Regions from separate parts of the Homo sapiens genome. Here region 2 is linked to region 1. Evidence: read pairs that join two places in POLR2A ChIA-PET (ENCODE). Cell type or tissue: CD4-positive, alpha-beta T cell. All regions are shown on one strand. Each heading gives the region's core, and the rest is flanking DNA. Links, peaks and the distances in the headings are about the cores only. Region 1 overlaps KCNJ1 (potassium inwardly rectifying channel subfamily J member 1). Region 2 has its middle 13 kb from the start of PRDM10.

Region 1 (14,221 bases), core at 183-4,182:
TATTGTTGGAAGTCTTTATTATTCGGGAAAACCTGGCATTTACTGAAGGTGTTTTTTACATGCACTGGGTTAGCCAATGCTATTGATTTATTTGTTCAGAGTGAGAGGGATTATTCTTAGAGAATGCAATGATACAGGATAAATTCATCCACTAACCAAAACTGTCATTCACATGGCAGACCTATTATTGCACAGATCCTACTTTTTTTAGATAATGGCATTTAATCTAACCACAGACAGAGCCAATATGTATTTTATGAACTCTTAGGTGATTAGAGATTGTCCCTGGTGTCTGGGTTATATAATATGCTCAGTTTTTAGGTTCCTTTCTATTGAAATCAGTAAATCTTAATAGCAAGCAAAGGGCTGCACATTAGCTAATATTTACCAAGGTATTTTTAGTGGCTTGGCAAAACAAGCGGATTACATTACTGCCACTTTTTCTTTAGTGCCTCAGCATTCTTGTTCTATAAACAATCCATTCTCAGAAAATAGACATTTTGTGCACTTCCCAAACACTGATTGTATGCTTGTTCTGTAGGATTTCAAAGACAAATAGAACTCTTCCTGTTCTCAAGGAGTTCATAGTCTAATGGGGAAGTGAACTAAGGAAATCAACCACAACCGAGCATGGTTGGTATAATGCCAAAAAGAATAACTTTTTAAAAAGATCCCCATCAGCTGGGGATCCACCCTTTCTTTGCAAACATACTTCAACTGGCAGAAAACTCATTGCATTTATGTATACATTAATTTATTTATCAATCACTATTCAATGATGATATGTTGATACCCAATGTTGACTGTGTGTGCTGACCATTGTGCTAGACATCAGAGAAGTAATGGACTCAGTCCTTGTTATCATGCAACTCCCATTTCAGCAGAGAGGGTGGTGCAAATGTGTCAATAATCTATGAAATGACCAGTGATGAATGCCAGGATATGAAACAGTGGGAGCACTCTGGGGAGCACCTATTTTGATGAGCAGAACTGTAACCCTGAGGCCAAGCCCTGAAGATGAGTTAGAGTCACATATAGTAGAAACTCTATAAATATTTGCTGAATGATGATAAATACATTAATCAATGAGAATATAAAATCAATGAGCTTACTGTCACTTATATCACATAGTATCTGGTGGCTCCCACTCTAATGGAGATGTCTTGTGTGTGCACTACTAACCACACTACAGGGTAGTCTTCTGTGTGACCCAGGCAGGGGCAACCAAGGAAAGAAAACATGGGGGAGCTGAAAGAAGTTCCAAGTAAGCAAATAATGGAGCATAGAAAGCCTCAGTGAGACACTGGGCTGCAAAGGCAAGCTAGGGCCAACGGACTCTGCACTTGGTGTACCATTTGACAGGTTTTTTTCATAGAACGAAAGGAGAAACTGTTATAAAGAACATTGTTCTAGTTGTGCTTCAGAGAAATCTCATTAAAATTCTAAATAAGTCTGAAGTCTCCTCCATTTAACAGCCCTTCAAATTCTTGAAAGCAAACATATTTTCTTCCTGAATTTCCTTTTCTCCATAAAAATATGTGCTTCATTTTTATGCAACATCTACTTTAATCAGCATGTGCTCATTTTAAGGGAGGGACCAACAGTTTGTGGTCCTTACTGAATCTGATGAACCCAGGTGCAGAAGCTCTTCTTCCACAGACATCCACTTGAGAACAATTCATTCAGAATTTGGGATTTCTTACAGCACTTACCACCCCAGCCTGCTCAGCAGTCAAACAGCCACTATGTCAAAGAGGGGAAAGGGAAAATAGGCATGGCTGTTACCGCTTCTGATTTAGAATTAAAAGTCTATTGTTCCTCTATAGAAATGGAAAAAAAAAAAACACTTATTGCAGTCTGCCTTTCAGCCAAACCTCTCATAGCTCATGCACATCCTTAGGTAACTTTAGGACATTTCTGAGAGTCAGGATTTCAGATTAGAGGTAGGAAATATGAGCTATGTGGCCTGAGAGGAGAAGTCAGATGATTTTCTCTAGTCCCTTTCTAACCGTGATGGAGAAGAAATTCGTTTCTATGAAAAAATTACTGCTTTGTCAACAGTCGATTGAATCTGGAAACATTTCTTGAGGATTTTCCATTGCAATGATTGAATGGGATTATGGGGCAGAGCCCCTTCCTTCTTAATCAATATAATTAAACAAACACATTATTTATTGAGCATCTACTATATACCAGGTGCTATGCTAGGAAACAATGCAAGGTAACAGTCCCTGCTCTCAAGTTGTTCACGAATAAGTAATTCAAGAATTGTAATGTGGCAGGTTTGCTGCCTTGAAATGATTGAGGACACGATGTTAAGGCAGTCCCAAAGAGGAGACCCAGAAGGTTGGGTGGGTGTTGGGCTTGTATTCTTACTCAGCTTTGCTAAGGAAGGAAAACAAGTGCATCTAACTGCTGCTGTGGAGGACTTCCTGTTTTCTATGAAAATCATCTCAAGCTATTGGAGGATCACCACCCTGCTGGATCTGCAAAGGTTCAGAGCCCCGAGAAGCAGTAAACCATCTAGCTCCACAGACTACACTTATCACATCCAGAACCTGTAGTAGACAGAGAGTGGCATTTCCCTTCTGTTCGGTAATGCCAGAGAAGTTATCTCTGATGTCTTTACCACTATCAGGCAGCTCACATGGGAACAGCATGGGCTCTTTTTAGATAGAACTTGGCAAGGCTGGTAGAAACCATCTTTCCTGGCCTCATGGGCATAGAAGAGGGCATCTGAGCTTCAGGACTCTTCCAGGCTAGACTTGGGAATGCACTTCAGGAATACCCTACTTTTTTGTAGGGTGAGCATACTCCTGGGTCCCCACTGCTATGAACCAGAGTGTGTCTGTATCCAGGGTGTGTGTACAGCAAGGGCCTTCCTAGGTGCCTCCCTCCTTCCAGAGAAGAGAGCTTGGGGAAAAAGGGCTGAAGCATCACAAGGTCTGATGGTGTTGGTACTCTCAGGAGGCACACTGTGTTCTGTAGGCGTCTCTGGGCCAGCCATCCAGAGTATCACTTTCTGAATAACTTGTCCTTTTGTGCACAGGGGATCAGGAGAAGATAGGAGATCCTGGCCAGTAATGTTCCCAGAAGAGGTAACAGCTAGGGGCAGCATGGCAGAGTCGACGGGCTTCTAGCTCGGGTTAGCACAGACATTGATTTGAACCCTATCTCTGCCACCCAAGAGTCAGGTGAGCTAAGCAAACCACTGACCTTTGCTGATACAGGTGAGTTTCCTCACCTGTGAAATGGCTATAATATACTCTCAAACATTGTTGTATGATTTAAATGCAATAGCATAGGTAAAGTTCCTAGAAAATAGTAATTATGCAATAAATAGCTACAATTATTATAACTGGTTCCCAAATTTCAAACTAGCATGGCAGTTTAATCAGGGGTCACTGGTCCAGGCCAATCGGGGTCTACCTCCTGGAGCGAAATGGGCCATATTGGAGACTACAGCCAATGGAGGAAAAGGCTTCCGTGAGAGTGATGAAGGTTCTGACAACATATCTGGTCTATCAACTATGCTAGCTTCAGAGCCCATCCTCCCAGTGCGCAACAGAAGATCTGGAAAATACAAACATGTTTTATAAAGGTTTTCTCTATAATCAGGGCAAAAGACTTGTCTTGGAGAGGTGGGAACAGGATAGAGGGAGAGAATTATCCTTGGCAAGGCTGAACAGAGCGACGGTACCGAGGCTTGATGCTGTTCTTCTCTCACCCTAGGATTAGGATTAACTAGGATTGGATCTGTGGAAAAGCAGGCCACTGGAAGGTGACCTCGTACTACCGGCGAGGTCTTGGTTCTCCTGGCACATGAGGCTGGGTCTTGCTCCTGTTAAACACAAGCAATCTCACAAATCATCAGCCTCAGACCAGGCCACTCAGATCATGATGGATTGGGATAAAACAAGGCCACTCTGTAATCATGTCTGAACACCAACAAAACACAAACATTGTCCAAGCCACAAAATGGCCGAATATCCCCCCATCCTGATGAGTGTCTGCTGTTTCTTTCCCCAGAACAGCTTTAGTCTCATGTCAGTCTTCTCACCTAGATAATAAGAATTATCAACATATTTGATCATAGAATCATCACTACTCCCTAACAGCCCCTAATCCAGAGCAAAGCATTGCTTCCTTAAGCCTCCCCCGCCGCATCACCTGAAACATGCCCAGATCCTATGCAAGTCCTTTCCAAAACCCTCTCAGTGAGACGCCCCATGATTGTTTATGGTGCAGTTCTCCATAGCTGCAAAAAGTCCAACTTGCTCAAATACAGGGTACTACTGGTGCTTTCTGACTGGAGGGCACTGACCACTGAAGACCCTAAGAGCACAGGAAATAAGTGTAACTATAACACAACAAAACCACTTTACAAGCCCACTGGTGAGAACCAATTCCATTCCGTGGCTTCCACAAGTCTTACATGCCTATGTGCAATTGGTACATATGTTTGTTTCTGTATGAAGAAGTGAAGAATCAAGGATATAGCCAAGTTAAATAGAAAAAGCCATTAAAATGAGTTAAAAATTTCAAGTTCGGCTTTTGAATTCTATCTAGCTAACTTGTTTCCCAAAGCCATTGGTTATCCTAAGATAACTATACTCTGACCACAAAAACCTATACCTCTTCTTGGCACCTTGATTGGGTCCCAGTGGGAAGCGCTGGAAGCTGTGATGTCCCCACCACTGGGAGCTAGTGAAGCCTGAACCCGGGCAGGGTGTTTGTGAGGTCTTACCAGTCTTTGGTGGCAGCCCACATTTGCTGTAGTCAGAAATCAATGCTTTGGAAGGTGAATGCTTATCCTGTATGTATTTTCTTTTTCATTTCTTTTCTTTTGTTTCTTATTTGTTTATTTATTTTTGAGACAGGGTCTCACTCTGTCATCCAGATTGGAGTGCAGTGGTGCAATCACGGCTCACTGCATCCTCGACCTCCTGGGCTCAAGAGATCCTCCTGCCTCAGCCTCAAAGTACCTGAGACCAGCTGGGCCCAGTGGCTCACGCCTGTAATCCCAGCACTTTGGGAGGCCGAGGTGGGTGGATCACGAGGTCAGGAGATCGAGACCATCCTGGCTAACATGGTGAAACTCCGTCTCTACTAAAAATACAAAAAATTAGCCGGGCGTGGTGGCGGGCGCCTGTAGTTCCAGCTACTCAGGAGGCTGAGGCAGGAGAATGGTGTGAACCCGGGAGGCGGAGCTTGCAGTGAGCCAAGATCGCACCACTGCACTCCAGCCTGGGTGACAGAGCAAGACTCCGTCTCAAAAAAAAAAAAAAAAAAAAAAAGTACCTGAGACCACGGGTGTGCACCACCATGCCCAGCTGATTTTGTTGTTATTATTGTTTTTGCAGAGATGGAGTCTTACTATGTTTCCCAGGCTGGTCTTGAACTCCTGGCCTCAAGCAATCCTCCTCCCTCAGCCTCCCAAAGTGCTGAGATTACGGGTGTGAGCCACCATGCCTGGCCTCTGTATTTCCAATATTGTTTCCTGTTGTTCTTCATAATAGTTTCTTAAGATATTTCAGAAATGCTAGCATGTCTCAGCTGTATGAAGAAAGACCAAAAGAAGCACTTGATCCCTGCCCTGTTCAGAGTTTTAAAGAGAGAGCAGCACATCCTCAGGGGCTGTGAGGAACAGTGACAAGGAGCTGGAGCACCCTAGGGGACAGGAGAAACTCACTGCCACACAATGGGAGCTACTTGGCTATACTAGAGATTTTCTAAGAATTTTTCTCTTCTAAAATTCAGAGTACTGCACTTTAAGGGAAAGTGTTGCTTTATTGGATATAAGTGGATTGAGCCAGGGTTGAGAAGGTAAACCAAGGTAAAAATGGAAGTGCAAGGCACAGATGAATGAAGAAAAAGGCTGGGGCTGATAACAGTCTCCAGAGAGTGTGGAATGGCCATTAAGGCGGCCAGAATGGGCTTCTGTAGTCTGCTGCCCGTTGCTGGAGACACACGCTGCGGCAGTCTCAGTGAACAGCGCCCCCTGGAGCACGATGCCAGCGGTGCCCCTCTGGAGTAGTGGCATTCTGGGCCCCCAAAGGCCTGTAGTGTCATCCGAGGCACGGATACAAAATCTCTTAAAGGTGTTGTTGGATTTAAACTCATGGTAACTCTAGGAGGCTGGGAACTGAGGCTCAGAGAAGTTAAGCAACTTATCCAAGGTCACAAAGCAGAAAGCCCAAAGAGCAAAGATTAGAAGAATCTAGATCTTCCCAACTGACAAGTCTTTGCTTTTAAGCCCTAAAGCATATGTAACACAGTTGGTAAACAATGTAGAGGGAAAGTAAATATTTATTCAGCATCAACTTACTCTGCGCCAGGAATGGTTTTCTATACATTTCCTTGCTTTGTGTGAGTGATCACATGAGAGGGTGAGAGCTAGCAAGGGTCCAAACCTTTTTAGATAGTGAGCATAAAAGGATCAGGAGGGGACAGTTTTCTGGGGTTTTGCAGCATCTACAAAAGCACTACAAGAGGAGGAAGGAGAGAGCTCGATGGAGAGGGCAGCAGGTACCCTGGGTTGGATCTGAGGGTGTGTGTTGGAGGAGAAGACCATAGGCCCTGATGTCATGAGAGGGGCCTGGCAGAGCCAGGCAGAGTTTAGAAATGGTTATGATATCAACAGAATTAAGAAGCAGCCATGAGAGCAGCTGAAGATACACTGTCCAGCATCATACTTTTTTTTGGAAGCTTCTGTGGATTGTCCTGGCATAAGCAAACGGCCTGAGGTTGTGGGAGTGACATTTTACACTTAGGGACATCTGTAGGCCTCTACAGGGTGTTGTTACTTCTTCTATAGGCAGAAGTTTGGTGTGATGACAATGGCTCCTGTGGGAAGAGGAGGCAACACCTCCAACCCCTCCTGCCCGCCCGCCAACCCACCACCTGGTGGATAAGGCAAACCTGCCAGTGACGATGAGCCAGCCCCATACACTCACTGCTCTAGCAGAGGGCAAAGCTCTTGACCTTGGAGTCAGTACTGAGGTCATGTCCAGGAAGCAGACTGGGAATACAAAGGCAAAAAAGGACACATCGGAGGGCCCCCCCGCCTCCAACCATAGAGGCTGGAGCAGGTCGTTTAACCTCTCTGGGCCTACATCACCTGCTATTTCCTCGGCTGGAAACCCTTGGAGCTCTACTCTCCCCCACGCCACACCCACCCCCTTGCCAACTTCTTGACCTCAAGTTAAATGTCATTTCTCAGAAAGACATTTAAATGTCAGTTTCTCAAAGAAGGAAGAAGATCCCCCTCCCCATTTAAATCAAGTTTCCTCTCCTTGCAAAATTTGACTGTATGCTTTCCTTTCATTTGTGGTATGAACAGTAATTTTAACTGATACATTTACTTTTGTGCTGTCTCCTCCACTGCCATGTCCCCAGTCCCTGCCTACCCCAGCACCAGGCAGAGAACAGAGGCTCAACAGGTATCTGTCAAGGAAATAAACAGATATAGGAAGGTGTAAATGACTCAAAGTGCTTGATTTTTGAAAGGGGCTGTGGAGAGAGCAATGCCAGCCTAACACCACTCTCTGATGCTGGTGGTGGGACTCAGTACTTGCAGAACCTGCAAGGGCAAATGACTAGGTCCCACAGCCTTTGCTTAAGAGGCTCTGCATAACCAAATGCTTACCTAGCTTTCTTGTAGCCTGGGGTGTCCAATAGTTGCTTATTGAAAATCAAGCCACTCACCTCTGTCAGAAGAGGTTCAGGAGATGATTTTCAAAACTTCATGTATAAGTAGATCTTGGGGTGACCAGCAAGAGCTGCTTGGTTTGGGATTCCACCTGTGGGGCTCAGAACTTGTCACACTGTCTTTGTCAGGGCCCAGGATGGGGATGAAGGCACAGTAGAGAAGAAACCTGGTAAAATACAACACATATGGCTACTGTCTGGAGACAGAGGACAGGCCCACACAGAAGCCAGGGTGAAACTTCAGTTAGTTTGGACCAGGAACACACAGGACCCTCCACATCAGCAAAGGTAGAAAGGTCAGCTTGGGCTCCAGTGGACTCAACTTTAACCCAAGTTCTCAAACCTCTACCACACACTGAGGCCACATCTCCCTAACTAGCCCATTCTAGTTTCTAGTGAATTTAGGATTGAAAAGTAAATTAACACAATGATCCACAGTCTTTCCTGTTCTCATGGTCTGTTTATTCTTATTACTATTAAAAAGAACACCACTGCCTTGAAAATATCATTGTACACATCTAGATATATAATTCCATATTGAAATCACTGTATACTCTCAAAAGATGTATGTAGACAGAAATTGTGTATGGTGAATCATATTACATATGCATTAGGATATTAGATATTTATAGGAATCCTATAGTGGATTATTTTATAAAGTGAAGAATAATTTTTGCAAATCAAATAATCATTCTTCCACTTGTTTATCCTGTGTGTGTGTTGAGGAGGAGATGGTTGTTCTAAAAACCGGATAAATCTGTAATGAAACTGTTCTTAAGTCTCATATTCAGCCACCCACCTCAAATGGCACTGGAGTTTAATGAAGGAATTCCAGTGTTTATTAAAAAGTTGTAGCTATTATGTGTGCAGAGATCTGTTATTAGTCTGACCCTTCTAGTTCTGTGTGGTTTGGGTTGGTATTAAATCAACTCAGTCTTTCCAGACCAGAAAGGAATGGATTCCATGTGGACGGGAGGCCTGAACATGCTTTACCGAGCGTCTGCAACAAGAATGTACACTTTGTTTTAAAGAAAACATATAGGATGCCCAACCTTGACAATTTATAAAATGGAAAAAATTCAACTAATGTCTTCAGTATGGACACTCGGAGACTAGTATTCATTATGTTGCATGAGGCAAAGAAGGCTGGTGTAGCCCAGCTTCCACAGACACACAAGATCTAAGGCACAGAGCACCACGTGCTTGGGTTTGGAGAGGGATTTGGATGCCTTCTAGGCCCACACCTTAGCGTGTTTGAAGTTTCTCTGTCCCAGTCCCAACAAGTGGCCTATGGGGTAAGATTTAAGAAGTGGGTTTCCAGTGTTTGAATCTGAAATCAGTCACTTACTAGCTCTAACATTGGGTATTCAGTGTGTCAATTTCCTCATCTGAAAAATGGGGGCTTTTATATCTATCTTACAGATGGATGGAAAGAGCTTAGACCACACTTGGACATAGAACGTGATCAAGCTGTTAATACCTTGAGTCATACTACGTGCAACTCCAGTTTCTCCTTCAAGCTCCTGCCATGCATTGAATGAAAGGAGGCAATCTTGTCCCTATCTGTGAGGCCTTTAATCCTGGGCTGCTCTTGCTACTGTGCAGGCTGCAATAGCATCCTGCTTCTCAGAAAGGAGGTGAGAAGAGCCAGGCTCTAGGGGATTAGTGGAAGAGCCAGCATTTCTGTTGACTCCGTTGCTATGCCCACGGGTATCATTGACCCTCAAAGGGTCAATGATTACCAGTTTCGGCTTGGGTTCTGCCAAGCCATCAGAGTTACATTAATGGAGCGGCACGTCATATCACCCACCCTCCCATGTTCAAGTGCTTTCTGGGAAAGCCCTGGAGCCAGAGGGAGCAGAGCCAGCAGCTTCGGTGACCCTTTGTTCCATGCCATAGAGCTGCCCTTCAGCAAATGCTGGAGTCTTCTCACTGGGGCTCTTCTTGCTGGCATTTAGCATGCCCCCATCCTCATTACCGGGCACAGCCCACCCAGGAGCCCTCTCAGAACAGGACACTGCCCGGGAGACTTCCCAGCTGCGTCCTCCAGCAAATGTCTTGAACTGCTCTTGACCAATCCTCGTGTCTGCCTCTGAAACAAGGAAGACAAGCAGGAAGGGGGGCATCCCCCTAGACCTTAGAGCCATGCCAAGGCAGGCAAGCTCAGGGCCCTCACTGAGACCGACCTCTCAGGAGAGGCCGGTGGTACCTACAAAAGGCCTGCTGACGCACTTTCTCTCATTCCTTTCCTTGTTTCTTTTCACTCAGTGGTGTGTATAATGACCTGGAAAAGGTAAAATTAAATTCCACTTTATTTCCACTTATTTGCCATTCTATCAAAATCAAGCCAAATCAAAAGAAGCGTTTCAGTCTCAAAGACGTTCCTTAACCTCTCTGAGCTGCACTTTTCCATACTATATTGATGATTCTAGTGCCTTTGTTGTTATGAGGATTCAGTGAGAAATACACATATCCACGTAAAATGAGTATGTGAATAGCAGGATTATTCATAATAGCCAAAGAGTGGAAGCTTTTGAAACAGTTGATGTCCATCAGCTGATGAATCAATAAATAAAATGTGACATATCCATACAGTGGAATATTATTCAGCTCTAAAAAGGAATAAAGTACTGGTAGATACTACAACATGGATGGACCTGGAAAACATTTGGCCAGTGAAAGAGGCCAGAGATTGTATGATTCCATGTAGATGAGATGTTAGAATAGGCAAATCTACAGAGAAAGAGAGTTAGACTGGTGGCTGCCAGGGGCTGGGGAAGAGGCGGATGGGGAGTGACTGCTAATGGGCACCAGGTTCTTTTGGGGGTGATGAAAATGTTCCGGTATTGATTGTAATGATGGCTGTGCAACTCTGTGAATACACTGAAAACCACCTCTTACACACTTCAAATTAGTGGGTTTTATTTTATGAGAATTATATTGCAATAAAGCTGGGATAGAAAAAACACACATGTAAAGTGCCTGTCACACAGTACAGTCGCGACCGACTTCCCCTCAACTCTCAACCCACTTCCCCATGCCTTTGGGCCCTTGTTGGAACCTCGGCTGAACTCAGCACCTGCCTTCTCTAGCAAGTGGTTACTGTGCTCCTGAAGGCACCACCATCAGAATGATTTTCTCTGCCACAAGAGCTTGGAGTACGGAAAGTATTATTCTGCTCACCCTCACTGCTAAACAGAACCTCTGCTAGTGTGGGAGATGTCTCTTCTCCCAGGGTCTGCAGGAGAAGCTCTTCCCTGCTGCTGCCCAGGTGTGTTTGGGTGAAGCAGTCCAGGCTGGCCCGTGGGCCCTCATACCCACCCACCCACCCATCCACCTGCACCTGGGCTCTGCAGGTCTGAGAACGGTGTTTGGTTACGATCCTGGGTTGGCAGCTCCAGGGTGAAGTCCCTCACACCTCCCAGTGCCAGAGGGCAGGTCTGTGGGATGGGAGGAAACTCACAGGGTCCCTCCTACTGCACCAGCCAAGCAAGAGCTCCTTCTCTCGGCTCTCCTGGGAGCTCGGTTTCTTTTCTCCCTCTTTCTCCTTCTTTCAGCACATCTTTTGTTTGAATGTTTTTGAGCATTTTATTCCTTGCCCATAGCCCTTGTTGTATTCCTGGAGTCAGCAGCGCGGATGTTCCAATTCCCATTTGAGCCAGCCCCTCCAGAGACTCAGCATGACCTCGCAGACAAGCCAGAGGCCCACGGGCCCATTCAAAACCCCGCCTTGCCCCACATTTCCCCCGTGCCACTACTTACCTCTGCTCCCCACCCCACACCACATACACCAAGGAGAGAGAGGGATGGAACGTGACTGGGATGGGGACCTTGCTGCTTTCTTGGGTGACAACAGGGCACAGAGTTGTGTTGAGTCTACATTCAAGGACTCACGGGAGAATGACAGAAACCTCCCACTGTGCATGTCCAGAGGCTGGGCCCTTTCTCAAAGGCAGGGCTGGATGTTCCTTGCGTACTTCCTGAATAAGGGCCACTATCAAGAGCTACAAAGAATGTCCCCAACCACCACCTCTCAACATCCTAATCTGGATTAGCACAAATCGTAATGATCTGTTTGATGACACACCTGCAGGGCCAAACCTAGATCTTCTTAAGTATCATAGATGCACGATGGGTTTGGGGAAAGAAACTGAAGCCCCTGGTGTGCTATGAGTACTAACTCCTATGAAAAGAAACAAGGTGGTCTAGCTGGAGCGCACGTGCAGGCTCCCCACTGAGTCTCTGGCCTTGAAACACGTATCTGGAGTCAGGCTTGAATTCCAGCTCTGCAGCTTACTGGTGCATGACCCAGCAGCTCACCTGGGGATTTTACAGAGCTAATTTCTCAATGTAATCGATTAAGCCTGGAAAACAAACAAAAAATAGTTGCTAAGAAACGTAAGGAGCAGTAAAAACCCTGGAGCTCATTGTGAGCTGTTTACGGTTTTTCTTTCCTTTTCTTTTCTTTTTTGTTGTTTTGGACATACTGTCTTCCTGATTCACTTTTCTTACCCTCCCACATTTCCAATAATTGTACCCATTTTCAGTGATGGGTTTATTCTTTTTCCCCAACATCATTTGAGTCCTGACCTTTCCCACCTTGCCAAGGTCCCCTGAGCTTCACTGGAGCAGATGGAGAAAAGAGGATAGAAGGAAGCCCTCTAGGAATTGTGATGAGATTGACAACTGGGCTTAGTACTAACCAAAATGCTGGCTCCCTGGCACCCAGAGGGTGTGAGGTCCAAGCTGTGATCAGCATTAAGATTGAAGACATTATTGCAAAGAGGCAGCAAATGAGGTTGGCAAAGCAAAGATGGGGCTCCACAGGTGCCTTGAAAATAGTGAGGGGATAGGCTATAAGGCGGTGTAGAGCTGGGCTTAAACGTCACCTCTTCCACTTGTTATCAGAGTGAGTTATTTGGCTTCTCTAAACCTGAACGTTCTCCTCCATGAACATGGAAATAAGGAAATCTGTTTCCCAATGCTGAGATAGGATTAAGTGTGGGAAGGCCCAGTAGAGGATCTGGTATGGGGAAAGCCACAATAAATGCCAGGCTCCTTCCTTGTTTAGCAGGGCTGAGGGGCTCTGATGAAGAGATCAGGACTGGGACAGCCAAAGGCTGAGTTGGCACTTGGGGAAATCAGTTTTAACTCCCAGGTCTGGATTTGGGCAGGCAGCTCTCACCTGCCAGACCCAAGGACGGTACCACTGTGCCTGTGTGAGCTGCAGAGGAAATGCAGGAAGGATGCATAGTCCTGCTCGGGGCTCTTGCCAGGTCTTGGGAAGTCTTCTTTCTCCCTCCCCTCATCCCCTCCTGGAGCCTCTTAAAGAAGGTTCTCCCACCAGAACTTCCGGGCGGGAAAAGACAGCAGGCTCTGAGCTGCTTTCAAGGGGCCTGTCAGAAGCATCTTTGTGTACATGAGGCCCAGAGGGAGAAGACTGTTTATCCGGCTGCTAGGGACAAATTAATGAAGTGGTGAAAGGCTGTGGATCAGAGAGAAAAAGATTGCCCATGGAATGATGAGATTAGGTTAGACGAGAAGGATGCAATTGTGCCAGACCAACTGAATTTCCTCTGAGGTTAGCACGACCAGCCTTCCAGACCCGGAGGCAACCAGGGCACAGGGCTTGGTGATGGATGCCTGGCGTGATCCTTTCTCTGGAAGCTCTTGGCCAGGGTTGCAGGTACCATGGCCACCAGGCTGGGGTGAGAGGTGCATGTGCACCCTCAGAGTGCAGGGCAGAGAGAGGACCGCAGAAGAGGGAGCAGGGGAGGGGCAGCTCCACATGTGATGTACGCTGGGACAGCACATCTGGGCATAGGCATCTTGGACTGAAATTCCTACTCTAAAAAAATGTCCTAGCACCATCTTCTTTTCCTTCTTAGCACTGAATACAACTGATTTCATGTTGGTTTTGTTCAATTCAGATCATCCTCAGCCCTGTCAATGGCACACCCACCCCCGAGTCAAGCAAAACCTTGATTCACCCTTAATTCTTTTCTTCCTCTCACCTCACACGCAATCCATCAGCAAATCTTGTCTGCTCTTTCTACACAATATAGTCAGGACCTGTCTGTCCTCTTCTCTTCATCTCCTCTGCTTGCCAGGCCACCATAATTCCTTGGTTGGGCTACAAAACTCGCCTGCTCCTTGATCTGTCCACCGCCTCTTTCTCCTCATAATAGAGTCCACACCGTCAGAGTGAGGAAGGAGTCCTGAAAATCGGATCATGCTGCTGCCTTGCTGAGACCTTTCTCAGCTTCCCCCTGTTCTGATGACCTCAAGGCCCCATATAGCCAGGACTCTGCCACACTCCACAGCCCAAAGTCATCCCCTCTGTCACCTAGCTCACTATGTTCCCACCCCCTCTGCTCTGCAATGTGCGGCGCAGCTCCTGCCCTGGGCTTCGGCACCTGCTGCTTCCTCCTTCAGGGCTGCTCCGCTCTAGGCCTTCCCATGTCTGGCTGCTCCATGTCGCTAGGGACCTAGCTCCATCACCACCTTCTTC
Region 2 (15,508 bases), core at 5,550-9,549, 1.2 Mb after region 1:
GAGGGAATAGGAAGGCTAAAAACAGCAACAGAGAGTGACGTGTCCACCAGCCAAGGAATGCTGAAGGTTGCTGGCAACCTCCAGAAGCTGGAAGGAGATAGGAAGGGTTCTTTCCTAGAGGCTTCAGAGGGAACAGGGCGGGCACCTTGATTTCAGACCTCTAGCCTCCAGAGCCAAGAGAGAATACATCTCTAAGGTTTTAAGCTACCTGTTTGTGATACTTTGTTATGACAACCATGGGAAACTAATTTAACATTATTAAGTAAGAAATTATGTGGTACAAGATTGTTTGGGGTTGTCGGGGAGAAGGAGAGAGTGAGGAATTATCTGAATGTGGATAGCTGGGATGATGAGTATTTATAAGATAGCAACAGTTTTGGGTGTTTTTGTTTTTAAGATTTGAATGAAAAACTAGCTGGGGCCAGGTGGCACAGTGACTCACACCTGTTAATCCCAGCACTTTGGGAGGCCGAAGTGGATCACTTGAGTGAGGAGTTTGAGAGCAGCCTGGGCAATATGGTGAAACCCTGTCTCTATTTAAAAAGAAAAAAAGAAAGAAAGAAAAGAAAAGAAAGAGAGAGAGAGAAAAAAGTAGCCTGGCGTGGTGGCGCATGCCTGTAGTACTAGATACTTGTGAGGCTGAGGTGGGAGGATCATCTGAGCCCAGAAGGTTTGAGATTGCAGTGAGCCATGATTGTGCCACTGCACTTTAGCCTGGATAACAGAGTGAGACCTCATTTCAAAAAAAAAAAAAGAAAAGAAAAAAAGAAGAAGAAGAAGGAGAAGGAGAAGAAAGGGAGAAAGAGAGAAAGAAGGAAGGAAGGAAAGAAAAAGAAAGGGAGAGAAAGAAAGAGAAAGAGAAAAAAGGAAAACCATACAGGGAGGAAATCATATAACAATGATAAATGTGGAAAAGCTGCTATTAAAATGTCAAGTCTCATTAGACACCAAAGAAGACATGCTGGAGAGACTGTCCTTCCTATGCACATAAGGAAGGTGGGAAAGCCTTCAGTCGCAAATCACATCTCACAGAGAATGAGAAAAATTCATCCAGGAAAGAAAGCCCGGAATGGAATCAATGTGGAAGTGTCTTAGCTAGAAGAAATACTTCATTAAAGATCAGAACATTCACACTGTAAATAATGAGAACTCTATGAATGTAAGAAATGTGGAACATCTTCAGCCAAAAGGAAAACTTCATTATTCATCAATAATCCATATAAAAAAGAAATCTTATGAATGTAGTAGGTATGAAAAAGCTTTTATTCGGAAGTCAAACTTTATACCAGAGAGGTCATACTGGAGATAAACCCTACGCAAGTAGGGAAGGTGAGAAAGCACTCAGTGGCAAATCAAATTCCACTGGGCATGAGAAAATCCAGATTTGAGGCCAGGCGCGGTGGCTCACGCCTGTAATCCCTGCACTTTGAGAGGCCAAAGTGGGTGGATCACTTGAGCACAGGAGTTCAAGACCAGCCTGGGCAACATGGCGAAACCCCGTCTCTACTAAAAATAAAATATATAAAAACTGAGGTCTCTACTAAAAATAAAATATAAAAACGATCACCTGAGCCTGGGGAGGCGGAGACTGCAGTGAGCCGTAATCACGCCACTGCACTCCAGCCTGGGTGACAGAGTGACACCCTGTCAAAAAATAAAAAGAGAAGAAAAGAAAATTCAGATCTGAGGGGTGCCCTGTAAAGATAATGAAAGTGCAACGATCTTCGGGCAGAAGCTATTCATCATTAAATATTACAATATTCATGACGAGGGCGACACCCTATACTAAGGGTGCAGAAGTTTTCTCTGTAATCATACTGCTTATTGTACATGTAAGAACCCGTAAGTATGAATGTAAAATGTGTGGTAAAGTCTTCTGTCCATTCTTAGCCAATGCTCTACATAAGAGAACCAATACCAACGAAAAAAACTAATGAAATATCTCAAACAGAAGTCATGCCATATTTGACACCAAAGAATTCATACTCATTAAAACCTTATGAATACCTTGGATTTAGGAAAGGCTTTAGCAGGAATTCATATTTCATAGCACATCAGATAATTAAATTTTAGAGTAAAATTCAATTAATATGAGAAAGCCTTAAGCAGAAACCCAAATTTTATGATATTAGAGATTTTTAATAAGGAGATATTTCATCAGTATAATAGAAATTGGGTCCAAAGGCCAGGCGTGGTGGATCACGTCTATAATCCCAACAATTTGGGAGGCAAAGGCAGGCATATCACTTCAGGTCAAGAGTTCAAGATCAGCCTGGCCAACATGGGGAAACCCCATCTCTACTTAAAATACAAATATTAGCCAGGCCTGGTGGCACACACCTGTAATACCAGCTACTCAGGAGGCTGAGGCACAAGAATCACTTAAGCCTGGGAGGTGGGGTTGCAGTGAACAGAGATCGTACCACTACACTCCAGTCTGGGCAACACAGCGAGACCCTGACTCAAAAGAGAAGAACAGGAAGAGAAAGGGGAAGAGGGGGAGGGGGAGGGGGAGAGGGAGAGGGAAAGGGAGAGGAAGAAAGAGAAGGAGAAGGAAAAGGAAGAACTGGGTCCAAAAAGCCATCACAACAAATATAATTAGTGCTAACTTTGTTTTGTTTTGTTTTTTTGAGACGGAGTCTCGCTCGGTTGCCCAGGCTGGAGTGCATTGGCATGATCTCGGCTCACTGCAAGCTCCGCCTCCTGGGTTCACGCCATTCTCCTGCCTCAGCCTCCCAAGTAGCTGGGACTACAGGCGCCCACCACCACGCCTGGCTAACTTTTTTGTATGTTTAGTAGAGATGGGGTTTCACCGTGTTAGCCAGGATGGTCTCGATCTCCTGACCTCGTGATCTGCCTGCCTCGGCCTCCCAAAGTGCGGGGATTACTGGTGTGAGCCACCACGCCCAGCCAATTACTGCTAAACTTTTAAAAGCATTCCAATTGAATGTCAGGAACAAGTGATGGATGCTGTTACCCTACTTCTAATTAACACGGCCCTGAGAGGTTAACCAATGCAAATAAGACAGAGAAAAAGAACACAAGGATTAGGAAAGAAGAAACAAACTTGTAGGTTTCTGAGGATATGATCTGCTAACATATATTATAAAGCTATGATCATTAAAAAAAAAAATTGGTTGGGCGCAGTGGCTCACGCCTGTAATCCCAACACTTGTAATCCCAACACTGCCGAGGAAGGCAGATCATCTGAAGTCAGGAGTTCGAGACCAGCCTGACCAACATGGAGAAACCCGGTCTCTACTAAAAATACAAAGATTACCTGGGCGTGATGGCAGGCGCCTGTAATCCCAGCTACTCGGGAGGCTGAGGCAGGAGAATCGCTTGAACCCAGGAGGCAGAGGTTGCAGTGAGACGAGATCGTGCCATTGCACTCCAGCCTGGGGGACAAGAGCAAGATTTTGTCTCAAAAAAAAAAAATAATTTAAAGCCAAAGTGGAACTCCTGGGAGATGAACCTGCATCAAAGCTGGCTTTCATCAAGGGATTCTGCAGAACACTAACACCTTGAGTTTCTATTTTAAGGATATACAGGGTATAGGTAGGAGACAGTGATAGAGTCTTGGGCCCACTCAAAATATAAAGCCTAAGAGAAGATAATTTCATCAAGTTGAATGATATAATAAGTGTAAGGGTGAATAAAAAGTAAACTGGCCTTAAAGAGAGATCCATCAGAGAAACTTGCTTCTCTCAACCAAGGGCAAAATAAAAACATTTTCAGACAAATGAGAGTTAAAAGAATTGACTACCAAAATATTTTACACTAGAATTAGTACTAAATGAGGCAAAACAAATACAATCACAGGCGGAAGATTTAAAATGCAAGGAGGAATTGTGATTTCATTTTATTATAGAGTAAGTTCTGAGGATGGGTAGTGGTGATGACTGCACAATAATGTAAATAACTAATACCACTGAGTGAGACCTTTAAAATGGTTAAAATACTAAATTTAATGTTGTGTATGTTTTACCAAAATTAACACAATAATTTTTTTTTTTTTTTTTTTTTTTTGCGAGATGGAGTCTCACTGTCTCTCCTAGCCTGGAGTGCAGGGGCGAGATCTCAGCTCACTGCAACCTCTGCCTCCCGGGCTCAAGTGATCCTCCTGCCTCAGCCTCCCAAGTAGCTGGGATTACAGGCACATGCCACCAGGCCAGGCTAATTTTTGTATTTTTTGTAGAGATGGGGTTTCACCATGTTGGCCAGGCTGGTCTCAAACTCCTGACCTCAGGTGGATCTCCCTGCTTCAGCCTCCCAAAGTGCTGGGATTACAGGCATGACCCTACCACGCCCGGCCTAAATTCTTTTTTTTTGAGACAGAGTCTTGTTCTGTTGCCCATGCTGGGGTGCAGTGACATGATCTCGGCTTACTGCAACCTCCGCCTCCTGGGTTCAAGCGATTCTCCTGCCTCAGCCTCCTTAGTAGCTGGGATTACATTACAGGTGCGTGTCACCACATCCGGCTAATTTTTGCATTTTTAGTAGAGATGGGGTTTCATCATGTTGGTCAAGCTGGTCTTGAACTCCTGAGCTCGTGATCTGCCTGCCTCAGCCTCCCAAAGTGCTGGGATTACAGGTGTGAGCCACCGTGCCCAGCCCCAGCCTAAATTCTTTTAAAGATTATTATTATTTTAGGGTGGGTGCAGTGGCTCACGCCAGTAATCCCAACACTTTAGGAGGCGGAGGTGGGAGGATCACTTGAGGCCAGGAGTTTAAGACCAGCCTGGCCAACATGGCGAAACCCCATCTCTGCTACAAATACAAAAAAAATTAGCCAGGTGTGGTGGTGCACACCTGTAGTCCCAGCTGCTTGGGAGGTTGAGGCATGAGAATCACTTCAACCCAGGAGGTGGAGGTTGCAGTGAGCCGAAATCACGCCACTGCACTCCAGCCTGGGTGACAGAATGAGACTCTGTCTTAAAAAAAATTAAAATTAAAAAGGAATTGTAAGGCAGAACATTAGAAAATATGTAGGTAATTCTAAACCAATACTGAATATATAAAACAATAATGTCTACCTGCAGCATTAATGACACGATAAAACTAAGATACTAGACAGAATAGCACACACTTACAGAGGGGGCTGATCAGGGGTAAAGTATTAAAAGTCTTGAAGTATTTGAGAGAAGGGTAAATACTTCATTTTCTATTTTATTAATAATACATGTTTAATTGGGAGACTGGCAAGCAAATAAACAGGCACAACTTCTAATACAGTACAGTAAAAATAGAATTAAAGAGAAAAATTTAAAATGTCAATCCAAAAAAGGCAAGACACGGAAGAGAAAAAAATGTGGAGCAAAAGAACAGCATGTAATTGTAGAAATATCCAGGTGTGGTGGCTCACACTTGTAGTCCCAGCTCCTCCGGAGTCTGAGGCAGAAAGATCACTTGAACCCAGGAGTTCCAGGCCACAGTATCCTGTGATCATACCTGTAAATAGCCACTGTACTCCAGCCTGAGCAACACAGTGAGATCCTGTCTCTAGAACAATTTTTAATATTTAAAAAATTAAACTAAAAGATATATTAGAGGCCAGGCATGGTGGCTCATGCCTGTAATCCTAACACTTTGGGAGGCCAAGGCGGGCAGGTCATTTGAGGTCAGGAGTCCAAGACCAGCCTGGGCAACATGGTGAAACCTCGTCTCTACAAAAAATGCAACAATTAACTGTGCGTGGTGGCACATGCCTGTAGTCCCAGCTACTTAGGAGGCTGAGGTGGGAGAATCACCTGAGCCCAGGAGGTGGAGGATGCAATGAGCCGAAATCGCGCTACTGCACTCTGGTCTGGGTGACAGAAGTGAAACCGGTCTAAAAATAATAATAGAGGCCAGGTGCAGTGGCTCATGCCTGTAATCCCAGCACTTTGGGAGGCCGAGGCAGGTGGATCTCTTGAGGTCAGGAGTTCGAGACCAGCCTGGCCAACATAGTGAAACCCCATCTCTACTAAAATACAAAATAGCCAGGCATGGTGGCATGCACCTGTAATCCCAGCTACTCGGGAGGCTGAGGCAGGAGAATCACTTAAACCCAGGTGGCGGAGGTTGCAGTGAGCCAAAATGGTGCCACTGCACTCCAGCTTGGGTGACAGAGTCTGTCTCAAAAATAATAATAATAATAATAATAATAATAAATCCAGATCATAATACATGTAAAGCAACTAAACAATACAACAAAAAGAAAAAGATAGTCACAAATAATGTATATACAAACACACACACACCTACAAGCTATTTTCAAAAAGACACCTAAAAAATAAAGACACAGGGCACATGTTTTCAGAACCTCCTGGGCAGGTGTCATGGGTAAAAAAAACTTTAAAAAATAAAAATAAAGGAAAAAAAAAAAGACACAGCAAGGGCTGAAAGTCAAAATATAGAAAAAGACACCAGGCAAACACTAACTGAAGGAAAGCTAGAATTACTGTCAGACAAAATAGATCTTAAGACACAAAGCACTGCCAGAGATAAATCGGGCCACTACAGAAAGATAAAAAAGTTTTTAATTCATGAGAAAACATATACACTGTTTTGTACTATTTTTATATAAATTCAGAAACATTTTGGTAAAGAACTTCTGCTTTCAGCCAAGATGGAAAAATGGGACTGTATTTATTCTCTCACCTAAAACAACTAAGAAAAAAAAATCAGACAAAGTATTTAAAATTACAGTGTTTAAGAAAGTGAACATAAGGGAACAAAGGATAGAAACCAAAGAGAGGAGGCCTGCGCCACAGCTAACTAGAGCTCCAGCTAACTAGAGCTGCAGTACGTACTCTTTGCTCTCTGCAGTAAGCTCTAGAAACTCTCGTAAGCTTCCTGCAGAAAATGACACACTGCAGTGCAGGGTGAAAAACCCTGGAGGAGCTTGGCAGTTTCTCTGAATTGAGGAGACATGACTGGGCTTCCAGGGAGACTCAAGTTTGCAGGGCACAGTGTCAGAAGAAAGCTACACAGAGAGAAAGAGAGCTCTGGAGATGTACAGAAGGCCCCCTTGAATATTCAGCAGAGTAGTGATCAAACTACATATAGGGGAACAAAAGTAAGAACCACACCAGGCTTCTCACTGGAAAAAAACAAATAAACAGACCCCTCACCAAAGGAGATATATGCGTGGTGAATAATCACATGAAAAGATGCTGTACATCATCAGTCATTAGGGAAATACAAATTAAAACCACATGCAGGCTGAGCACGGTGGCTCACAGCTGTAATCCCAGCACTTTGGGAGGCCAAAGTGGGTGGATCACGAGGTCAGGAGTTCAAGACCAGCCTGGCCAACATGGCAAAACCTGTCTCTACTAAAAATACAAAATTAGCCAGGCATGGTGGCGGACACCTATAATCCCAGCTACTCAGAAGGCTGAGGCAAGATAATAGCTTGAACCCATGAGGCGGAGGTTGCAGTGAGTTGAGATTGTGCCACTGCACTCCAGCCTGGGCAACAGACTGAGACTTGTCTCACGAAAAAAAAAAAAAAAAACCCACATGCAATATCACTAATAGGTGTGTACCTATTATTAATAGAATGTCCAAAAATAAAAAGACTGACCACATCAAGAAATAACAAAATGTGGAGCAACTGGAACTGTCATAACTGTTAGTGGGAATATAAATGGTATGAGCAATTTGGGAAAAGCTTGGCAGTTTCCTAAAACATTAAACATATACCTATCATATGCCTTGGTCCTTCTACTCCTAGGTATTTACCAAAGAGAAAATGAAAGCATATGTCCATATAAAAATTTGTATATGAGGCTCATGCTTGCTATCCCAATTTTGGAGGCTGAGGCAGGTGGATTCCTTGAGCCCAGGGGTTCAAGACCAGCCTAGGGAACATGGTAAAACCTCATCTCTACAAAGAAATACAAAATTAGCTGGGCATAGCTGTATGCATATGTAGTCCCAGCTACTCAGGAGGCTGAGTTGGGAGGATTGCTTGAGCCCAGGAGGTTGAGGCTGCAATGAGTCATGATTGCACCACTGCACTCCAGCCTAGATGACAGAATAAGACCCTATCTTACAAAAAAAAAAAGCCTTGTATATGAATGTTTATATTTGGTAATAGCCAAAAACTAGATTGTTCATTAACATTTGAACGGGTAAGTATATAGTGATGATATGGTTTGGTTCTATCCCCACCTGAATCTCATCTTGAATTACCACGTGTTGTGGGAGGGACCTGGTGGGAGGTAACTGGATCATGGAGGCAGGTCTTTCCCATGGTGTTCTTGCAATGGTGAGTGGGTCTCACAAGATCTGATGGTATTATAAGGGGGAGTTTCCCTGCACAAGCTCTCTCTCTCTCTCTCCGTCTCTGCACGCTGCCATCCATGTAAGACATGACTTGCTCCTCCTTGCCTTCTGCCATGATTGTGAGGCTTCCCCAGCCACATGGAACTGTTAAGTCCAATTAAACCTCTTTCTTTTGTAAATTGCCCAGTCTCAGGTATGTCTTTATCAGCAGCATGAAAATGGACCAATAGAAGTGGTATATCCATACAATCTAGTACTATTCAGCAATAAAAAGAACTGAACTAGTTATATGTGCAACAACATGATCTCAAAATAATTATCCTAAGTAAAATAAACCAGACTCCCCAAAAGAGTATTTACTGCATGATTCCATTTACATTAAATCCTAGAAAATGCAGACTAATCTGCAGTGATAGGAAGCAGATCAGGGATTGCCTGGGGAGTGAAGAGAGGTTGGCAGGGGAGGGATTGCAAAAGTTCCAAAGGCAACATTTTGAAATTATATGTCAATTATAACTCAATAGTGCTATTAAAATTGCTTTGGAATTTCTGAAAATTATAATAATCAAAGAACATTTTTAAGTTGGCTAAGAATTTGAAAAGGAGAATTTACTTCTCCCTTTGTTTAAAATATGATTAAGATTTATTATGGTCTCTTGGGTTTTTTTAGGTGAATATATAATTTAAAAAAGACTAAAGACAAATACAACAATAAAGCAATAAACATCAAGGCCAGGCATGGTGGCTCACGCCTGTAATCCCAGCACTTTGGGAGGCCAAGGTGGGCAGATCACAAGGTCAGGAGATTGAGAGCATCCTGGCTAACACGGCAAAACCCCACCTCTACTAAAAATACAAAAAATCAGCCGGGCACAGTGGCAGGCACCTGTAGTCCCAGCTACATGGGAGGCTGAGGCAGGAGAATGGCGTGAACCCAGGAGGCAGAGCTTGCAGTGAGCCGAGGTCCCACCACTGCACTCCAACCTTGGTGACAGAGCGAGACTCCATCTCAAAAAAAAATAAAATAAATAAATATACATCTTGTAAGACAATCTAAGATGCTACCTGTACCATCTCTTCTAGGGACAATGGTGACCTTCTTTACCCAAGTTTTGAAGCCGAGAAACTGTAATTGTAAAAACAAACAAACAAAAACTATAATGAAGACAATAGGCATATTTACATACAGCTAAACAAAAACTTTAGCTATACATACCATAAATAAATTCAATAAACAGTACATTAAAATTTTTGCGATAGAACAAAGAGTAATTTCGTTTTGTTTATTTATTTTTTAATTGAGACAAGGTCTCATTCTGCTGTTCAGGCTGGGATGCAGTAGCACAGTCACAGTTCACTGTAGCCTTGACCCCCCAGGCTCAAGCAATCCTCCCATCTCAGCCTCCCAAGTAACTGAGACTACAGGTGCACGCTGCCATGCTTGGCTAATTTTATTATCTTTTATTTTGTAGAGTTTTGCCATATTGCCCAGGCTGTTCTCAAACTCCTGGGCTCAAGTGATCCACCTGTCGTGTCCTCCCAATTGCTGAGATTACAGGCATGAGCCACTGAGCCAGGCCTATTTTTTGTAGAGAGAGGATTTTGCTATGTTGCCCAGGCTGGTCTTGAACTCCTGGGCTCAAGTAATACACCAGTCTTGGCCTCCCAAAATACTGAGATTACAAGCATGAGCCACTGAGCAAGACCAGAGAACAAAGAGGAATTTCTTACAAATTTATAAGAAAAGGCAAACAACCCAATGATAAAATAGACACAGAATATCAAGAAAATTTTAGGGAAAACAAATCCAAATGCCAGAAGCTGTATTAAAAATGCTCAAACTACATATCAGGAATTATGGAAATTAAAGTAACTATTATTATAAATATCACTTTATGTTCATCAGACAGAAAAAGGGTAAAAAGAACAGTAGCACCTATGATTTTGTATTTTCATACAATATTAGTGGTGTTATGAATTGTTCCAGCTTTTTAGGAAGGGAGGTAGTAACATCAATTAAAATTAAATATGTATAAAGGTATACAGTCCACCCTCTGTGTCTGTAGGTTCCCCATCCATGGATTCAACCAAGCAAAGATTTGAAGTATTTGGAAAAAAGCAATTAAAAATAATAATACTACAATTAAAAATAATACAAATAAGAATCAAGTATATAGTGGTGATATGGTTTGGTTGTGTCCCCACCCAAGGCCGGGTGCAGTGGCTCACACCTGTAATCTCAGTCCTTTGGGAGGCCGGGGCTGGCAGATCACCTGAGGTCAGGAGTTTGAGACCAGCCTGGCCAACATGGTGAAACCCCATCTCTACTAAAAATACAAAAATTAGCTGGGCGTAATGGTGCACGCCTGTAATCCCAACTACTCGGGAGGTTGAGGCAAGAGAATTGCTTGAACCCAGGAGGCAGAGGTTGCAATGAGCGGAGATAGTTCCACTGCACTTCAGTCTGGGTGACAGAGCAAGACTCTGTCTCAAAAAAAAAAAAAAAAAGAATCAATACAGTATAACAACCATTTACATAGCATTTACATTGTATTGTTGTTGAGGCTGATGGTCTGAGGCTACTATCCACAGGTGGAATTTCTTCTTCCCGGAAATCTCAGTTCTTCCCTTCCCTTCTGAGGCCCACCCAGATTATCTAAGATATACTCCTTTACTAAAAGTCTTTGATTATAGATTTTCATCACAACAACACCTAGATTAGTCGTCGATGGAATAACCAGTTGACACAAAAAATTGACCATCACTTTTATGTGGTATTGTAATATGTAATCTAGAAAGGATTTAAAGGATATGGCAGGATGTGTGTAGGTTATACGCAAATACTATGCCATTTTATATAAGGGACTTGTGCATCTGTGGATTTTGGTACCCACAGGTGTCCTGGAACCCATCCTCAAGGATACCAAGGGATGACTATGACTATATACATATTATAAGAGATGTTTGTATAATTGTTTAACTCAAAAGTTCTCCATTCTGGGATTCTATCTTGAGGAAAGAAAATAACCAATATAAGGCATTTAATTCAGCGTTTTCCATAATGGCATGAAACTGGAAACAGTCAAAAATTAATGGCATATCTACACCAGAAAATAGTATGCAGCAATTAAAGTGGATGAACAGTAGCTATGTCAGTGGATTTAGAATAATTTCCAACATATATTGCTGAATGAAAAAGGCAAAATGAGAAAAAGTCTGTTACATCAGTCAGGGCTCAATTAAGAAAACAGAAACAGCAGGAGACATCATAAGGGATTTGTTGAAGGAAATTCAATTACACAATTGATCGATTAATCATCGGGTCTAGCTAGGCAAGTCTGAATCCATAGAGCAGGCCACAAGGAAGGGCAGGTGGCACTCTCTGGCATGGGCTGAGGCTGCTACCCGCAGGTGGAATTTCTTCTTCCCAGAAACCTCAGTTCTACTCTTTTTTTTTTTTTTTTTTTTTTTTGAGACGGAATCTCTCGCTCTGTCGCCCAGGCTGGAGTGCAGTGGCGCGATCTCGGCTCACTGCAAGCTCCGCCTCCCAGGTTCACAGCATTCTCCTGCCTCAGCTGGGCTACAGGCAACCGCCACCACGCCTGGCTAATTTTTGTATTTTTAGTAGAGACGGGGTTTCAACGTGTTAGCCAGTATGGTCTTGATCTCCTGACCTGGTGATCCGCCCACCTCGGCCTCCCAAAGTGCCGGGATTACAGGCGTGAGCCACCACGCCCGGCAAACTCAGTTCAACTCTTAACGCCTTTCAACTGATTGGATGAGGCCCAACCAGATTATCTAAGATATTCTCCTTTACTAAAAGTCATTGATTATGGACTTTAATCACAGCAACAGCTAGATTAGTAACTGAGGGAATAATCAAGTTGACACATGAAGTTGACCATCACATGTGTGATATTTCATTTTGTAAAACAAATAATGAAAAAAAAATCTCTGTGTGTGTGTGTGTGTGTGTGTATGCAAATATATAAACATCTGTGAATATACAGTTACCTGGGTATGTGGATTAGGGTGAAGTAGGCAGAGGGGCAGGAGAAGAGGAGCGTGCAAAGCAAAACGAGAAGAAAAAGACCACAATATGAAAAACATAAAATTCAAGATATATAACATGATTGCATTTATGGATTTATATAAAATATTAAATTCATGTGCATATACATATACAGACAATTTTAAAACTAAAATACATACTTTTTAAAAAATGCATACATTTTAGCAAGCAAGATGCAAAAAACTTATTTGATTAAAGAGTGCTTATTCCTTATTAATTTTACAAAATATCCTAGTCAAAGAGAAGTAGAAATGTTCTCAAATACCTATTTTCAAAGATAAACAATATACGTATTAGTTTCCTAGGAACAAACTACCATAAACTGGAAGATTGAAACAACAGACATTCATTCTCTCCCAGCTCTGAAATCTAGAAGGCTGAAATAAGCTATCGGCAAGGCTGTATTCCCTCAGAAGTCTCTGGGAAGGAATTCTTTCTTGCCTCTTCCTAAATTCCTGTGTTCGCCAGCAATCCTTGGAATTCCTTGACTTGCAGTTTCATCACTTCACTTTCTGCTTCTGCCTTCTTCACCTGCCCGTCTTGCCTGAACTGTATTCATTTCCAGATCTCCCTCTCCCTACAAGGACAACAATCATTGTATATAGGGTCCACCCTTATCAAGTATAAACTCATCTTAACTTATTACATCTACAAAGGCCCTATTCCTGAAGAAGGTTGCGTTCACAGGTATGAGGAGGGGGAGGGGGATTAGACCTTGAATATCTTTTTAGGGGGATAAAATTCAACCCTCTACAATATCCTACTTATGATAATCAACTGAAGCATTCCTATAAAAAAATAGATGATAAAAAGAAAAATAGAGCCAAGCATGGTGGCTCACATCTGTAATCTCAGCACTGTGGTAGGCTGAGGCGGGAGGATCACTTGAGTACAGGAGTTCGAGACCAACCTGGGCAACATAGCGAGGGTAACAAACCTCGTCTCTATTTGTTGTTGTTGTTTTTTTTGAAGGAGGTGACAGCTAGGCGCGGTGGCTCACGCCTGTAATCCCAGCACTTTGGGAGGCCGAGGAGGGCAGATCACGAGGTCAGGAGATTGAGACCATCCTGGCTAACACGGGGAAACCCCGTCTCTACTAAAAATACAAACAAATTAGCCGGGCGCAGTGGTGGGCACCTGTAGTCCCAGCTACTCAGGAAGCTGAGGCAGGAGAATGGCATGAACCCGGGAGGCGGAGCTTGCAGTGAGCAGAGATGGTGCCAGTGCACTCCAGCCTGGGCCACAGAGCGAGACTCTGTCTCAAAAAAAAAAAAAAAAAAAAAAGAGGTGACAACGATGCCCCATATATTATTTAACACTGCCTTGAGGCTGAACACAATGGCTCATGCCTGTAATCCCAACACTTTGGGAGGCTAAGGTAGGAAGATTGATTGAGACCCAAGCATTCAAGACCAGCCTGGGCAATGTAGCTGAGAGGTGACAGCGTGCTGGCAGTCCTCAGAGCCCTCGCTCACTCTCGGGGCCTCCTCTGCCTGGGCTCCCACTTTGGCGGCACTTGAGGAGCCCTTCAGCCCGCCGCTGCACTCTGGGAGCCCCTTTCTGGGCTGGCCAAGGCCGGAGCCCGCTCCCTCAGCTTGCGGGGAGGTGTGGAGGGAGAGGCGCAGGCGGGAACCCAGGCTGCGTGCGGCGCTTGCGGGCCAGCGCGAGTTCCGGGTGGGCGTGGGCTGGGCGGACCCCGCGCTCGGAGCAGCCGGCCGGCCCTACCAGCCCTGGGCAGTGAGGGGCTTAGCGCCCGGGCCGGCAGCTGCTGTGCTCAATTTCTCGCCGGGCCTTAGCTGCCTTCCCGCGGGGCAGGGCTGGGGACCTGCAGCCCGCCATGCCTGAGACTCCCCCCACTCCGTGGGCTCCCGTGCGGCCCGAGCTTCCCCGACGAGAGCCGCCCCCTGCTCCACGCGCCCAGTCCCATCGATCACCGAAGGGCTGAGGAGTGAGGGCGCAGGGTGCACAGCCCCGGTGCGGGATCCACTGGGTGAAGCCAGCTGGGCTCCTGAGTCTGGTGGGGACGTGGAGAACCTTTATGTGTAGCTAAGGGATTGTAAATACACCAGTCGGCACTCTGTATCTAGCTCAAGGTTTGTAAACACACAAGTCAACACCCTGTGTCTAGCTCAGGGTTTGTGAGTGCACCAATCGACACTCTGTATCTAGCTACTCTGGTGGGGACTTGGAGAACCTTTGCGTCGACACTCTGTATCTAGCTAATCTGGTGGGGACGTGGAGAACCTTTGTGTCTAGCTCAGGGATTGTAAACGCACCAATCAGCACCCTGTCAAAACAGACCACTGGGCTCTACCAATCAGCAGGACGTGGGTGGGGCCAGATAAGAGAATAAAAGCAGGCTGCCCGAGCCAGCGGTGGCAACCCGCTCGGGTCGCCTTCCACACCGTGGGAGCTTTGTTCTTTCTCTCTTTGCAATAAATTTTGCTGCTGCTCACTCTTTGGGTCCAGACTGCCTGAAGAGCTGTAACACTCACCGTGAAAGTCTGCAGTTTTTCTCCTGAAGCCAGCGAGACCACGAACCAACCGGGAGGAACGAACAACTCCAGACACACCGCCTTAAGAGCTGTAACACTCACCGCGAAAGTCTGCAGCTTCGCTCCTGAGCCAGCAAAACTACGAACCCACCAGAAGGAAGAAACCGCGAACACATCCGAACATCAGAAGGAACAAACTCCGGACACACCGCCTTTAAGAACTGTAATGCTCACCGCGAGGGTCAGCGGCTTGATTCTTGAAGTCAGTGAGACCAAGAACCCACCAATTCCAGACACATAGCTATACCCCACTCTCCACAAAACACTGAAAAATTAGCCAGGGATGGTAACACACACTTGTAGTAGTAGCCACTCTGGAGGCTGAGGCTGGGATTGCTTGAGCCCATGAGTGTGAGACTGCAGTGAGGTGTGGTTATACTACTGCATTCAGCCTGGGCAACAGAGTGAAACCCTGTCTCTGCAAACCAACAGCACTGCCTTGGAAATTCAAACCAATGCAATAAAATATAGAACAAAAATAAGAGATAATTATTAGAAAAGAGAAAACAAAATTATCGTTACTTGCAGAGTATACAGTTAAGTCTACAAGAGTTTGGTGACTAGACACAAAATACAAATTAATAGTTTTCCATAAAGAGTAACAAAA

Evidence for each region. ChIA-PET counts read pairs that join two places held together with the same protein. Peaks named below come from ENCODE experiments on the same cell type or tissue, not always from the same donor. Only the 100,000 strongest peaks of a DNase experiment are listed, where the experiment ranks them.
Region 2: POLR2A ChIA-PET joins it to region 1 with 5 read pairs; 2 of 35 experiments call an interaction of 5 or more read pairs at or near these places.

Annotation. Positions count from the first base shown.
Region 1 is chr11:128,843,014-128,857,234 of GRCh38, forward strand. KCNJ1 (potassium inwardly rectifying channel subfamily J member 1) reads right to left here. Exons shown (of 3, transcript NM_153766.3): 2 at 7,708-7,877. Among named protein-coding and RNA genes, the nearest start is that of KCNJ1, 17 kb to the right of the region's middle. RefSeq lists an enhancer at 2,435-2,534. In CD4-positive, alpha-beta T cell, for the core only: no CTCF peak of the experiment used is centred there; no DNase peak of the experiment used is centred there; H3K27ac peaks cover 558 bases.
Region 2 is chr11:130,007,713-130,023,220 of GRCh38, forward strand. No RefSeq gene overlaps it. Among named protein-coding and RNA genes, the nearest start is that of PRDM10, 13 kb to the left of the region's middle. RefSeq lists an enhancer at 11,725-11,774. In CD4-positive, alpha-beta T cell, for the core only: no CTCF peak of the experiment used is centred there; no DNase peak of the experiment used is centred there.